Linked DNA regions of Homo sapiens: region 2 is linked to region 1. The links are chromatin loops, found by intact Hi-C in ENCODE. Cell type or tissue: Calu3. All regions are shown on one strand.

Region 1 (8,000 bases):
TACCAGGGGTGGTTGAAGAGGGGCATAAACAGATACTACGGGAGAAAGAAGTTATAATTTGGGAAGTCCCATGGCAAAAATCAGATTGATAACAATGCATTTATATATAACAACTTCGTCTGAATGAAAAAGTGAAAAAAGTGTTAACATCTTTCGTTAGTTCAAAGAACAACAAAAAATGAAACACACCAAAACCCTTTCCTGTGTTATGCTTTTCTACATACTAAATGGTTTTCAAAAGAAAGTACCACAGAGAGAGTCATCTATTATTTCTAGACAGAATTTTCTTTTAGTTAAAAATGTAAACCAAAATGAGATACTACTTCACATCCATTTGAATGGCTATAATTTAAAAAAAGCAGAAAATAACGAGTGTTGGACAGGATTTGGGGAAATTGAATGCTTGTGCACTGCTGGTGGGAACATAAAATGGTACAGCTGCTATAGAAAACAGTATGGTGGTTATTCAAAAAATTAAGCATAGAATGACCAAATGATCCAACAATTCCACTTCTGGTGTATACCCAAAAGAACTGAAAGCAGGGACTTGAGCAGATATGGGTAGATCCCATGTTTATAGTAGCATAATTTACAATACCAAAAGGTGGAAGCAAACCAAGTGTCTGTTGACAGATAGAGGGATAAACAAAATGAGGTTTATAATACAATGGAATGTTATTCAGTCTTAAAAAGGAAGGAAATTCTGACATTCAAGGAGAAACCTTGAAGACATTACGCCAAGTGAAATAAGCCAGTCACGAAACAACAAGTATTGGCTGGGTGCTGTGGCTCATGCCTGTAATCCCAGCATTTTGGGATGCCAAGGCAGGCAGATCACTTGAGGTCAGGAGTTTGGGACCAGCCTGGCCAACATGGTGAAAACCCATCTCTACTAAAAATACAAAAATTAGCCAGGCATGATGGTGCAAGCCTGTAATCCCAGGTTACTTGGGAGGCTGAGGCAGGATAATCACCTGAACCTGGGAGGCGGAGGTTGCAGTGAGCCAAGATCGCACCACTGCACTCCAGTCTGGGCAACAGAGCGAGATTCTGTGTCAAAAAAAAAATATTGTGTGATTTCACTTATATGATGTACCTAGAGTAGTCAAATTCATAAAGGCAGAAAGTAGAATGGTGGTTGCCAGGGGCTGGAGGGAGGAGGGAACAGGCAATTAATGTTTAATGGATATAGAGTTACAGTTGGGAAAGAAGAAAACGTTCCTGAAATCAATAGTGGCAATGTTTGCGCAACAATGCGAATGTATGTAATGCCACATTTTACCCTTAAAAATGGTTAAAATGGCACATTTTATATTATGTATATTTTACCATAATTAAAAATTCAATAAGAATGTTAAAAAAGGTGTTTGAAGAATTATAAATTTAAATTAAATGTAACAGTGGATCAATGTCAAACATCTAATATGAATAAAATAATAAAAAATCCATTTGAGAAATATAAACACAACTCTCACTGACTACTTTTTTTTTGACTGATAGGGTAAATAAAAATATTTTGAGTGGTTTTCATTGCGATGACGATGGGGAAATGATGAGAAGCACATTGTGTGGTAGGATCACCCTGGGGGAAGTTTTTTTAAAGCAGCACTTGCTGTGTGGTCCAACCCACCCTGCTGTGCTCCTCTCAGGGATCTTTGGGGAGACTCACCAGCCCAGCCAGCCAGGGGTGCAAGGGGGAGGGTGTGGCATCCTGTGGTGTATTCAGAAGCAAACATTATTAAAAACCAGTGGAATCCTGGATCTGTCTTATCCTCACATTTTTCTTGATCAATTACTACCAAAAGAGTGGCAGAAATTCAGTGGCAAGGATTGGGGCACCTTTTGGTGGAGGTACCCTGATTTAGCACGAGTGAATGGGATTGGAATGCAGATGTTGGTTGCTTGTCTATAAATTATGCCCATGTATATGCCAAAAAGATACGCCCATGTATCAGAACCTGTGAATGTGACCTTATTTGGAAAAAAGGTCTTTGCAGGTGTAATTAAGGATCATGCAACGGAATCATTCTGGGTTATGTAGGTAGCACTACATCCAATGACAAGTGTCCTTATAAGATAGAGAAGAAGAGACAGCAGAAGAGGAGAGGGCCATTTTACAAGAGAGGTAGAGGTTTTAGTGATGCAACCACAAGCCATGGAATCCCTGGAACCACCAGAAGCTGGAAGAGGCCAGAAACGAATCCTCCCCTAGAGCCTCCAGAGGGAACATGGTTCTACTGACACCTTGAGTTTAGACTTCTGGCCTCCAAAACTGAGGGAGAATAGATTTCTGTTGTTGTAAGCTGCCTAGTTTGTGGTACTTTGTTACAGAAACCACAGGAAAATAATACACGCCCTTACAAAACTCCCAAATTAAACTTTTTTCGTGTGTGTGTATAATACGATTTTTAATATTGCATATATTTATATTAGCATATATTAGAAATCTCTAATATAAAAATAGTGGTATGCATGTTGTTAAAATTCTACCCGCAGCTCCCTCCTTTGTTCACTCTTTTGTTTATTTGTTTTTAAATTTTATTTTAAGTTCTTTCTGGGATACATGTGCGGGATGTGCAGGTTTGTTACACAGGTAAATGCATGCCATGGTGGCTTACTGCACCTCTCAACCCATCACCTAGGTATCAGGCCCCACATGCATTAGCTATTTATCATGATGCTCTCTCTCCCCCTGCCCTGCAACAGGCCCCAGTGTGTGTCGTTCCCCTCCCTGTGTTTGTGCTGGATTTCTATAAATATCCAACAGTCTATGTGGATGAAGTTTAGGAAGAAGGGAAGAAAGACTGTTTCATGATTATTTTTTGCTGCACCACCATTTGTTGCCATATTAGAGGTGACATCCCAGCTGGGATTATCCCTGGCTTGGAAAGACTGAGTTAGGCATTGGTCACAGGCAGCATGTGAATTTGGTGGCATTTCACCTGCACTTAGAAGCAAAGTCATCCACTGCTCTGACCAACTCACAAGGCGCAGGCTGCAGCAACGTGATTAACAAGGTTATGTATTGAATTTATATAGCTAAATGATTTTCCTGGTTTCTTATCTGTTTAGAGAGGCTGATTAGCAGAGGTAGAAAAACAAGACAACCACTGAGCTTTCCAAATTTATCAGAGAAACCCCAGACCAGCTTCTGATGGGGAAATATTCCTTGACTTCCAGAGCTTCCCACTGGATTTTCATTCCTGCCCAAAGACATTCTTGGTTTATTCCTAGTGACCAATAGAGAGCATTCCAACAATCACTTCTTATCAGTCAGCAACTATATAATAAACACCTGGGACATGCTTGGCCCTGGGCTTTGGTAAAAAGAAAGGAGACAAATGGGCCTTAAAGGTAGAACAATTTCAATTAGAAGCCTGTACAAGGTTTAGAACACAACGTTTGAGAAAGGAAAAAATCCTTAAACATTAGCGAACCAAGGTCCTTCATTTTACAAAAAAGAAACTGCGTAAGGGATCTGTCCAGGTTCACACAGTTGGGCTAAAATCTGGGTCTCTCCCTTGCTCATCCTCTGAGCTTTCCACTGCGCTATGCTGTCTGACCTGTGGGGTGCCAGCTTCTGCAGCAGCTTGCTCTTAAAAAACAGTCACAACAAGAACAGAGGGCAACCCCGATTGCCTTCTGGGCCAGGTGCTGTGCTAGGAGCTTTTCAGGGATCACCTCAAAACAGGTCAATGGAGACGTTACTGTTATCCCCATTTGACAGATAAAGAAACTGAGTCATGGAACCATTTAGGAACTCACCCAAGGCCCACAGCTGGTGCGTGGCAGAGACCACCTTCAAGCTCAGGATCTTGATTCTGGAGTCACAGTCTTAACCGCAACCCCTGGAACCACAGCCCAAACCCGCCAGCGAGCCACGGTTCACTCTCTTCACTTTCTTGTTTTTAGAAATGTTCCTGTAGAGCAGCCTCTAGTAACACCTCAGACAAATGAAATATCATTTCTACATCCCTGATCTCTCTCTCTTGTTAACGTATTGTGTAAATGGTGGAAAATGTGGTTTTTAAAGCACATTGAGGCTGGTAAAAGCTTCAAAGCCACCGCCTGCACTTACTCTTTAGACCACTAGATGTCAGTGTGATTGCTCTATGAAGCAGCCGTAACTTGGCAAGGTGCAGCATTGCACCAGAAATCAGCTGCTGCGAGCTTCCAAGCCTCTGGACTCCAGCAGAAGCTGGGGGGAATTTGAAGCCCAATGGTAGTAAACAAATAATGGACATGACAGTCAGGCAGTGTGGATTTCAACCTTTACAATAATTTCTCAAGGGAAATGGAAACCTTTTTAGCCTTTCCTTTTTGAAACGGATGGTCAACTTTTCCACGGGGTGCCTTAAGTGCACCATAACGCCTTTGATATTCAGGATCGCCTTTAATGGTACATCATAAAACATGTGGTTTTATTGGAAAGAGCACCCTTATCCTCCTCCCCCTCACCTATCACTTATGATTAATTTCTTAAGGTATCGGACTATTTGAAGTGTGTGTATCTCACATTGCATGGGGACGTTTTACTCTACCTAAAACCTCCGGTGGCATTCCCATAGCATGGGCAGAAAATCACAGCCACAACTTCACCCTTCCGGTGATAAGCCCATCTGTTTCCCACGCAGAATTATTTGTATTTAATGAAAAAATATTTAAAATGGTGAATATTAATTATTATTTTACATTAGTACTCAAAAAGTGTATATAGTTTTATCCCCTCAACAACTCCATGAGATGAGTTCTATTATTATCCCCATGTTTAGATGAGAAAACTGAGACACAGAGAGGTTAAGTGGCTCTCCCAAAGTCACACAGCTAATAGAAGGCAGAGTCAGAGGCCCATTTCTATTAATTACTTCCCTGCAAATCAAGTTAAATGGGGGGAAAAGACCTTGTGAATTTTTCAGAAGAATCAGCAATGTATACAAGACAGCCAAAGGCTCCGAGGAAAATTTGGAGTTGCTGGTTGCTTTGAAAGGCCTCCTTGGCTGATCTGCAGCTGTTTGTCATCATTTATCCAGTTTGCCAGGATTCCTTCTGAGAAGGCATAATTCATGGCAGTATAGTCCCTTTCTTTAGTCTATGTAGAAATCTCATGTGAATCCTCACCTCCTGCCAGGTTTGGAGGAAATTGAAAGTTACTCTTTCTCATCAAAAGGATGGACACATATTTGTTAGGAACCAGGATGAAATAAACCATCTGTGCCCAGCTCTGTTGGCAATAAAACCTTGTTTCTGGTTTCACTGCAAGACGTTATTTAACGCTAGTGGCACCAGAGGTTCCAACAAGAACACATGAGAGGCCTTATCCAGTTACGAAAGAGCAAGTGACAGACACGTTCCCGGCCACATTTTTATCTGCTTATCATCCTTTTGGCTACCATGAGGCTGAGTTTTAGTGTCTCCTGTTCATCTCTTTTGCTATTTTCCAACAGAACATGCGTTTCCTTCAGTTATTCAGCTAGCACAGTCTGTGCTGCCAGAATTTGGAAGTGGTGCTTTTTTCCTGCTATAAAAAATTACACATTTATTTGAAAGAAGAAACCTAGGCATAGCTGTTACCTGACTCCTGCAGAAGAAGGCGGAAGGATGGCCTCCTTTAGTGGATCTTCCTGGGCCAGGGTCTGGGCCCTACTCACTTCTAGCTGTCGCATCTGCTCTGCATGTGGAACTCAAGAACTGCGGAGCTTTCTGATGCCTGGCAGGGTTTTGTCCCGGTCAGTGGTTGAGTGAGCCACACCTCCCTCCCCTGACCAGGCAAACTTAGACAAGAAAAGTTCTATTATGCCCTCAGGATATTGAGTAATAAGGAGGAGAAAGGGGAACTTAAAAGTGTCTGTTCAGCCTGGATACTTCTGCTAACATTCCCACCAAGCATGTGATATTTAAAAGGGTAAAACCAAAACAAGATTCTCCTGCCTGCCACCATGTTTATTCAAGAGGAAGAAGCTGTAAGTTCTTTGGACCCATAATCTTTCCACACACCCAGGAGTGTCACCTGCAATGGGGGCCAAAGGGGGATGCTTACAATTAGAAAGGTCCACTGGAGCATGTGGAATATTTGGAAGCTAATTGCACCTGAGGTCAGGAGGTAAAGTGGTGTGCTTGACCATATCAACTGAAGAGTGGTCACTCATGTGTGGAAAGCCCACTAGACTCACTCTGTCGGCTCTCTGTTAGACTATTCTTGAGGCTGGAAGAAATGGAGTATTTAGATGATAATCCATGTGAAAAGACCACCAGTGGGGCTGAGTGTAGTGGGTCATGCCTGTAATCCCGGTACTTTGGAAGGCTGAGGCAGGAGGATTGCTTGAGACCAGGAGTTCAAGACCAGTCTTGACAACATGGTGAGACCCTGTCTCTACAAAAATAAAAAAAAAATTAGCCAAGTGTGATGGTGCATGCCTGTAGCCCCAGACATTTGGGAAGCTGAGGTGGGAGGATTTCTTGAGCACAGGAGTTCAAGGCTTCAGTGAGCTATGATTGCACCACCATTGCACTCCAGCCTGGGTAACAGAGCAAGATCCTGTCTGAAGGAAAAAAAAAAAAGAAGAAAGAAAGAAAGAAAAATAAAGAGAAGGAAAGAAAGAAAGAAACTCAAAAAAGAAAAGAGAAAAAAAGAAAAGAAAAGACAAGAAAAGAAAAGAAACCCCCCAAAACAGAGGCTACCATTGGGACTAAATGAGATTTTAACAAATTGTGATTGTGAAATTAACCTCCCCCACCTTCCTTCTACTCATTCATTCATAAACATCAAACACTTACTGTGTGGGTCAAGCACTGGCCAAGACTAGAAAGATGGAGAAGACAAGGATTTTCCACTCAGTGGCTTATAATCTTACAGACGTTATGCCAGAGATGGTCACTTTCCTCCCCGTATGATTTTCCCTTCTTATAGAGTAGTAGGGTCAGCAAACTATGGCCCGCATGCCAAATCTGGCCTGTGGAATGTTTTGTACAGACCTCAGGCTAAGAATTTACATTTTTTAAGAATTGTAAGAAAAGGGAGAAGAAGCAAAAGAAGACAATGATGGTAACAATGATGATGACAACAATGATGATGACATGGCTGAGACCGTATATGGCCTGAAATATTTACTATCTAGTCCTCTGCAGAAAAAGTTTGCCAAAAGTTTAGGATGCTTATTCTATCCTAAGAGATCTCTGGCTTTTTACCTGGCCCACAGCTACACAGGATAAGGCATTTTCTAGTCCCTCTTGACATTAGATTTGGCCATGTGGTTAAGTTTTAGTCAATGGGATCTATGCAGAAGGGATCTATGTAGCTTCTTGGTGTGTCCTAAAAGAGGGCCCCATCATGCTTTCCCCTCCCAGCTGGCTGGGATGCTGTGGGGGCCTGAGCTCTTCTGATCCAGTGATGACTAAGGTAATACTCTAGGCATGACAGAGCCAGGAGATAGAAGGACCTGGCCCCCAACACAGGAGACAACCCCATCTTCACTGGATTTTGCTAGATGGTTATAAAGAAGGGAACAGGAGGACAGACATTTAACTTTTAAAAATCAGTGTTATGTTGTGTCTCTTTTGCTGCAACCAAACATGTATTATAACCACTATAGAGATAGACACTGTATAACTAACCATGACACACTGTGATGAGTATTAAGCTCAAAGTATGAATAAAGGCATCTGGAAATACCCAGGAATATGTAATTCCTTCTGCATGGGGGCAGAAGAGTTGAGGAAGACTTTACCTAACATGGGACAGTTGATCTTGGGCCATGAAGGAAGCCTAACTGGAATTTGGGATTACTTGTTTTTCTTCTCCTCTCTGCCAACCTCTCTCAGATGGCCAAAACAAAATAAAATAATCCACTGGGTGAGGTGGCTCACGCCTATAATCCCAGCACTTTGGGAGGCCTAGGAGGGTAGGTCACCTGAGGTCAGGAGTTCGAGACTAGCTTGGCCAGCATGGTGAAACCCTGTTTCTACTAAAAAATCCAAAAATTAGCTGGGCGTGGTGGTGGTGC
Region 2 (8,000 bases), 210 kb after region 1:
GTGCCCAAGGCCATGTAACCTGCAACCCTGTAGCTAAGATTTGAACCCAGGAAATGGTACTTCAGAAGGTAGTTCTCAACTACTATCCAATTGTGCCCTGTTGGAGGCAGCCAGTGTTGAATGTTAGCCCTCTGTGTCCGTACCAGTCATCATTTGTTCCCCTAACCAGGAATTTGCTTGTTTTCTGTCTTTAAGTAAAGACTGAGGAGTCTGCTTTCCTTCTGATTTCCACCAGTTAATCCAGTCAGGATATGCTGATATTATGAGTTGGGTCTCCTTTAAAGACACATATCTGGTGTTAAATCTGATTCATCTGGCCGGGTGTGGTGGGCTCATGCCTGTAATTCCAGCACTTTGGGAGGCCGAGGTGGGTGGATCACTTGAGGTCAGGAGTTCGAGACCAGCCTGGCCAACATGGTGAAACCCCGTCTCTACTACTACTACAAAAAAAAAAAAAAAATATTATCCAGGTATGGTGGCGGGTACCTCTAATCCCAACTAATCAGGAGACTGAGGTCACAGAATCTCTTGAACCCAGGAGGCAGAGGCTGCAGTGGGTCAAGTTCATGCCAGTGTACTCCAGCATGGGCAACAGAGGGAGACTCTGTCTCAAACAAAACAAAACAAAACAAAACAAAAATCTGTTTCACCTAAATATGATTTTGGCCAACCTTTGTGCAATTCAGCGGCACAGCTTCAACTTTGGAATTACATAGCAGTGCCAGGGAGAATTTTAAAATACCACATCCTGTTACTCAGGTGTTTCATATTGCCAATCTGGTTCCCATTCTGGTTCTGTCTAAAGGGTAAAAAACCTTATGTGTTTGGTTAGTTACCTAAACCTTCCTGGCCAGTAAGCTTTCGAATCTTTCCAGCTGGGGAGGTATGTTCTGATGAGCATTAGGACAACTTCAAACCCCAGGAGGGCTCACTCTCAGCAGCTTTCCCAAGCATTTCAGCATCTTGGCTTTGTCTTTAAGAAGAGCAATAATTAAATCCTCAGGTCAAAAGAATGAGGAAGAGAAACACGCAGAGCCTTCAAAATTATCCAGATGAAATATCAGTGGTAGCAAACTTAGGTTTATGGACATATGAGGGTAGAGTTAGAAATGAAGCAGCATAAGAGCCTATGTCACAGCAAAGCCTCCTGCTTGGCCAGGAGCACTCAGCAAGGAAGATATCTTCCTGCTCCCTTAACCTTCAGATAATCGAGGCCTGGTTGAGCAGGCCAGTAAATATCATCCCCAAACAGCTGGTCAGCAGCTGCCAGAGGTCCCTGTACTACCTTCATGCCAACAAGTGCCTTAAAAGCCGTACCCTTCAACCCAAACAAGGCCAGTGAAATCCATTCAACCTTTGGAGAAAGACAACAAACAGGCCTAATGCACAGGAATTTGGACTTCCAGTTTAATCTGAAACTATAAAAGTCTTTAGCAGAAACACAAACTCTGGAGTTTGCCCTTCACAAATTAGACAAGGTTTGTAACAAGTGCTTTCTTCCCTCACTTACATCCTCAGGTAAAGATCAACCATCAAGATCAAAGATCCCCAGAATGGCAAATACATACGTGTATGGGCTCAAAGTTGGAAGACATTCCTCTACCATCTACTTATTCTGGTTATACATTAAAGCATAGGAGGGCATAGCTGAAAAATGACTGGTTTCTAGGTCAGTCATTTGGATGAGAAGGGATCCTTCCAGCTGGGAGTGGGAAAAGAAGGGGGAAGTTATTCACCAACAACAGGAAAAAGAATTTAGTTGGCCTTAGGAGGAAACTGACTAAGGATTTGGAAGAAGTGGTCTGTCCCAGAAATCCACATTGGCAAAGACCACTAGGTCTTCTTCATGCTTTCTCTAGAAGACTTTCCCATTGTACTCAAATACTCCCGAATTCTCAAGGCAATAAACTTTCTTACAGTGTCACTGAGGGCCATCTCCCTTCCAAGAGGGGAGACACAGAACCTGGAGTGGGCGGGGCACCTGGCTCAGAGAAAAGTAGCCTCCCAAAGTCTGGCTGCTGGGGTAAGAAGCATGGTGACAAGCCATTTGGTAGCTGCAAGCTCCCTCCTCCCCAACAGCCAGTAGGTGCTTTTGTGTGAGAAGCCAACCTCAAGACTGTAAGGACAATCAAGTATACATCTCATCAAAGCCATTCCAAGAGGCTTATCAGACATCTCAAAGGCATTTTTTGTAGATGCCTGCTTTCCACTCCCATTACTTCTGTTTGCATTAGTTATATCTTACCTCCTTCTCCCCCATGCCCCTGCTTTGCCTGACTAAGGCCAGAAATTTTTTCATGAAGTCACTTTATAGAGCAATAGCAACATTTACTATTCGTGAAGTCGCCCCTCCATAATTTTTAAGTCTTTCCATGTGTCTGGAAGCTTGTTTCTGCTCTTCTCGGTTTACAGAGCGGCTCTCTTCCTTCCAAACAAAAACTAAAAAGAAAGGGGAAAAGGTGGGGGGTGGTTGGGGTGGAGATAACACCCAGATTCCTTAAGTGTTTTTAATCCAGTTGAATTTCCCTTTGGACTCAGCTCCCTGCTGAAACTGTCTGCGGACCAGAATTCCAGGCTCAGAATTAAGTCAAGAGGGAAAGACAGCAGAAACAAATAACAGAGTCAGCTCTATGCTATGAAAACCGCTATGTTGACTGAGGCTCCACGGTTTTAACCCATTCATTTTTCCCCCCTTTTTTAGAATTCTTACTTAATCTTTTTAACCAGCTTACAACAGGCAGGCAAGCACCATATAAACCATGCTCCCTGCGCCGGGGGATATAAAACAAGTTTCTTAAGTCCCTTGGGTAGATACTTCCTTAGGAATGCCGGTGTAAGACAAAAGTTCACATTTTAATGCCATATGTTGTCAGTCACCAGGAAAAAGCTCCTTATGGGCACAAGCCAGGTCCCCAGCCTTTGTCACACAGCAAAAATAAACACCCTTCGAGGAGTTAATTAGGCGGTCAGCAGCCACCTCAGTGTCCTAGGAGGGCTGCCCGCAGACCTTTTACACACACACACACACACACACACACACACACACACACACACACACACACACGACACAAAAGGAGGCGTTTGTTAAATGTCACAAGCTGGGCATCTGGAGTCGGATTCGAAAGGTAAATACATTCCGCGGAAGCATTCCTCAGATGTCAGGCCACAAAACTGCTGGTTTCCCCAAGCACAGGGTCTCATTTCTAAGATTCCCCACAGCCCAAGGTCTGTACTCAAAGAAGGGTAGCGGGGGGCGGGGGGGTGAGAGAGGGGGAGCAAAGGAGAGAAGGAGATCTTTAAAAAAAAAATGGAGCCAGAGGGAAGAAGGGTTTCGAAGCTACTCACCGGCTAGCTATTGCCTCCGTGAAGCGAGCATGACTTCCCCGCGCCCGGAGCCTCCAGGCTACAGCGCAGCGGATGCGGCGGGCCTCGCTTAAATAGCCGCCGGCCGGGAGCTTCGGAGCCGCGCGGCCACTCCCGGCGAGAGATATGGTTCTAATCAGATGCTGGCAGCTGAGGACTCCCCAGGAATGTGCCAGGATGTTTTTGCTGCCTGGGCTTGGTAACTCCCCCTCAACGTGTCTGCAGAGTCTTCCAAACTTAACTGTTTATTAACTCGCGCTGCAGCGGCGCAGAGGACCCCGCTCCCCTGAGCTCCGCGAGCCCCACCAGCTGGGGGCGATCGCAGGGACCCAGCGACGGGAGGGGAAATGTGTTCGGGGAGAAGTCAAAAGCCCCAGACCGACGCGGGCGGGGGGCGGGTGCAAATAAGGACAGGAAAGGGAAGCTCTGGAGGAAAGGGGTGGGATCCACCGAGCTTCGTTTCACAGATCCGTTCCCTGGATTGCCACTGCGAGTGATGTGGCACACGGAGTCATCCTAACCAACCCGTTGGGGCCCTTTGAACAAAGGACTGCCTTTACTCCTGACTTTTCTGACAAGGGACAACGGTTCCTGCGCAGATCTGCAGTTTCTAAAGTTGATCGCGCGATTGGATTTGCTCCCCTTAGAAGAAATTAGTGTCTCCCTCATTGCAGATGCAAATGCGCTTAAGTTAGTGGGAAATCTATGTGTGCATATGTGAAACATACTGTATTTACCTATGAAATATAATCATATATATGGATATAAAAATAATATTCTCTCTGAAATCGATATGAGCAAAACATGTTCACGTCTATGTAGCCTATCAAATAAGTTATAATTCTGATACAATCAGAGATTCTATACAGGCTTCCCTTACAGTGTATATACACCTATATGTAGACACATAACATGACTTTATCTGCATGAATTTCCATAGCACTTCCTATAACTCTAGGAAAAACATGAACTGCAAGAAATAAAATATTTAAAAATGTTAACGTAGAGTGCTGAGCGGTAGAAGGTACTCCGCAGCAAATCCTAATGAGTGTTAACAAGCTGAGAATTCATTTTCTCCATATTTTAAAATCAAGAATTATTGTAAAACATCCACAGAAGCTCTGTTGCTTTTTGGAGAATTCTGAAATTACTCTTGTGAAAGACGTGTCTCTTTTCCCTTTTTTTAAGAAAAAAATTTAATTGTTTAAAGTCAGAGGCAGCACGTAGTAAATGTGAAAATGCTAAATTGTATCTCGGATGGGAGGGGGTTATTGATTTTATCGAGTAAGCAACACAGTGGATTTGCATTTTACCTCTGGAAACTGAGGGTTCAAATAGGGCTCGTGGGACATCAAGGATATATTTTGTGGTCCGTGCCTAGCCTCGACTGCAAAGCCACTGTGTAATTTGGGGTAGCTCAATGTGAGTGGCAATGTCTGCTCTCAAGTAGGTCAGGCTTGAAACAACCGTTGTTCGGGGAGACTGAGGGGTGCAGAGCAGCACAGCTGGCCCAGAATTCTACTTCCCCAGCCTCTACTATTTCTCATCCCCTGACACACCTAGGGGTGTGGAGGCAGGGAGGGCCATGCTGGCAGTTTTCAATATTCCTCAGAGGTAATTTGCTATTTTAAAAAATGACTTTGTGTGAATGACAGGAAGTATACAAATTTTAGTCCTAGGATAGTATTCTATTTATAACATTTATGCAGAGAAATGTAATTCTAGTACATTTTAGAACACAAGGCTTTGTTTCTAAAATCTAGAAGTCCAGTTTCATTTCTATTGGCTAGGTAGCTGGAAAAAGGGCTGCTGACTTCAGGCAAATAGAGACTTTGATAATTAGAAAGACATGGGTGTCTCTTTTAACCTCAATATGTAATATTTTCTAGACTAAGAAGTGCTCACTCAATTCTATTTTTTTTTTTTTTGAAAGACTCTTACCAAGAAATACTAACTTATGTTTGCTCTACCCCACCAAATGGAAGGGATTTGTCTAAGAAGCCAGAGGAAGAAAATGATTTCATCTGCTATGAGTTGTAGTTTCAAGAGAAGACTTTGATGAAAACAGTTCATTTAAGAGCAGTGGGCTCACACTTACAACTTAAAATAGACACCTCTTATTTTGCACAGAAATCTGAAGAGTCGACAGTGGAGAATTCTGGTTTGAACTGTATTTTTATATCTCTAGGGCACCGATATTGCTTCTGGCAGTAATTCAATGTCCTGCTCACATTAAGAAAAAAAAAGAAAAGAAATTTAACTCTTTTTATCCCTCGTGAAACATTGTCTCTGTCTCATCTAAGTTGTTCACTTTTCAACAAGTCTAAAATGAACATCTTTCCCTCTGGAGAATCACGCCAAAGCCCACCCAGATATTTACCCTGCCTAAATAATGGTCTTTTCTTATCACCACTGAAATTTATGTTTAGAAAATTAAGGGGAGGAAAAGTCAGTTCAATGTTTGAAAAACAATAGTCTTTGAATGGCAATTGTCCGTTGCAGAAAACCTGCCTGTGAGAGAGAAGGAAAAAATAAAATAAAACAAATGACTGTGCTCCCAGCCTAGGAAAGGGGTAGTTAATCCCGTGATGGCTTGCTGAAGAATGCATGGTTTATTATTAAAGTAATCTCTTAAGATTTTCCTGGAATGTGCTTCCACAGCAACTCTGCCTGTTCGACCTATCCTATGCATGTGTCTTTTCTTCCATAATTAAGCTGTTTTCCTCTGTTAGCTCACAGACCTAATCCTTTATCCTTTCTCTCCTCCTTCTCCATCACTTCTTCTATCCCCCTCTCTACTGCTCTTGTCTTCCTTAAACTGCCCCTTTTGAAGCCTGTCATTTCTCCTGAATTGTAAATGGCACTTTGGAACTGGCTGTAAGGTAAACTGCCTGTGTGCCTTTGATGCCTTGCTGGACACTTAGAGATGTTAAAATCAAACAAGGATTTGTTGAAGTGGACCTAGTAAGGTCACATCTCTCTCTCTCTCCTTTTTTTTTTTTCCTTCTCCATGTCATTAAAAAAACAATGAAGAGAATGGCTATTGTTCCCAGAAAATGTTCTTTGACCTTGACCAGTCCTGCATATTTAACATTACAGAAAAACTGACCCTACCAGATTTGGTGGCTGGCAAGTCAAAACAAATACTGGAGGTTTTTTTTCATATCTCTGTCTATCCATCTACCTGTCCATCTTCTGATCTAAAATATTTGGAAGATAGTTTCATAGAAGGCAGCCTGTTTGTGTTTTGTTTTCTTGCTTATACCCCTATAGCATCTCAGAACTAATATGTATTTTTCTGTTTTGTGCAATTTTAATGAAACTCAGGTGGTAGACTACTAGGGTACTTGGAAAAATTGGTACTTGTAAAATGAAGAACATTTAAAATTCAATAATATAAATGTATATAACTAATTACACCTCACTTATCAATATAAATTTTTATAATGAGAAATTGTGAAAGGCAAGTAAATACCCATAAAAATTACCATTCAAATAAATACTGTCTTACTTGGAAAGAAACCTAGCAGGAGTTATCAAAAATGAAAATACATAAAACCCTGCAGGAATTACTAATATTAATTGTTATTGTAGCAAACACATACACTTCTCTATCCTAGGAGTAAGAATCTATCCACTAGAAATAAAGCACATGTATAATATGCAAGGATTTTTTTTTTTTTATTTTTCTGAGATGGAGTCTTGCTCTGTGGCCCAGGCTAGAGTGCAGTGGCAAGATCTCGGCTCAGTGCAACCTCCGCCTCCCGGGTTCAAGCAATTCTCTGCCTCAGCCTCCCGAGTAGCTGGGATTACAGGTGCCCACCACCATGCCCAGTTAATTTTTGTATTTGTATTTTTAGTAGAGACGGGGTTTCACCATCTTAGCCAGGCTGGTCTCATGATCCACCCGCCTCGGCCTCCCAAATTGCCGGGATTACAGGCATGAGCCACCACTCCCTGCCCCCAAGGTTGTTAATTGTATCATTTATAGCAGCAGGAAGCTAGGACAAAATATGCCTGTCAATGGAGAATGACTGAGTATGTTATGACTTATCCATACTGTGAAGTCATATGTAACCATTCAAAGGAATAAATTAGAGTCAAATTTTGTGACATGGGAATATTCCTTTAGGTTTTTTTGAGTGAGAAAAGCAAGGTACAGAAAAGCATGGAAAAGATGTTTCTATTTTAGTAATATAAAAAGCAACACCTATTTATATATATTTGGGTATATATGTTTGTGGGTATATATGAAGGATTATCAAGGAGGTTGCAGTACAGATTACTAGGGGCCTGGTGGAGACAAGGGCAGAGAAAAGGGGTGGGAGCCATGCAAAAAGGAAAAAACTGAAAATAGTCTTTATGCAGGTATAGGTCACATTTATGCATTGAAGTGAAATGATATACACGCAGGTTTGTGGGTTTTTTTTCAAAAAGATTATATCATTTTAAGATAAGGAAAGGAAGAAAGGAAATCCTACGAATAGTTTTCATGGAGGTCTACCTTTAGGCTTTTCAAAAGTGAGTATTCATCAGTATGCTCATTGCTTAATTCAGCCTCCAGAGCAATAGTTCTCAAATTGTAGTATTTACGACAGTCATCCCGGAAGTTGGCTACTAGAGTAAATTCCTGGGCT

What was found. A loop is a pair of places that touch in the nucleus more often than their neighbours do. Peaks named below come from ENCODE experiments on the same cell type or tissue, not always from the same donor. Only the 100,000 strongest peaks of a DNase experiment are listed, where the experiment ranks them.
Region 2: it touches region 1 in a loop (2.2-fold over the local background); 2 of 110 quality-filtered maps call a loop at or near these places.

What each region holds. Positions count from the first base shown.
Region 1 is chr5:39,213,872-39,221,871 of GRCh38, forward strand. It overlaps FYB1 (FYN binding protein 1), which reads right to left and starts at 5,692. Exons shown (of 19, transcript NM_001465.6): 1 at 5,572-5,692. RefSeq lists an enhancer at 6,768-7,269. In Calu3, a CTCF peak has its summit at 4,075 (motif pointing right); DNase peaks (open chromatin) are centred at 4,110 and 5,730.
Region 2 is chr5:39,421,459-39,429,458 of GRCh38, forward strand. DAB2 (DAB adaptor protein 2) reads right to left here and starts at 3,522. Exons shown (of 15, transcript NM_001343.4): 1 at 3,346-3,522. In Calu3, a CTCF peak has its summit at 3,657 (motif pointing right); a DNase peak (open chromatin) is centred at 3,723.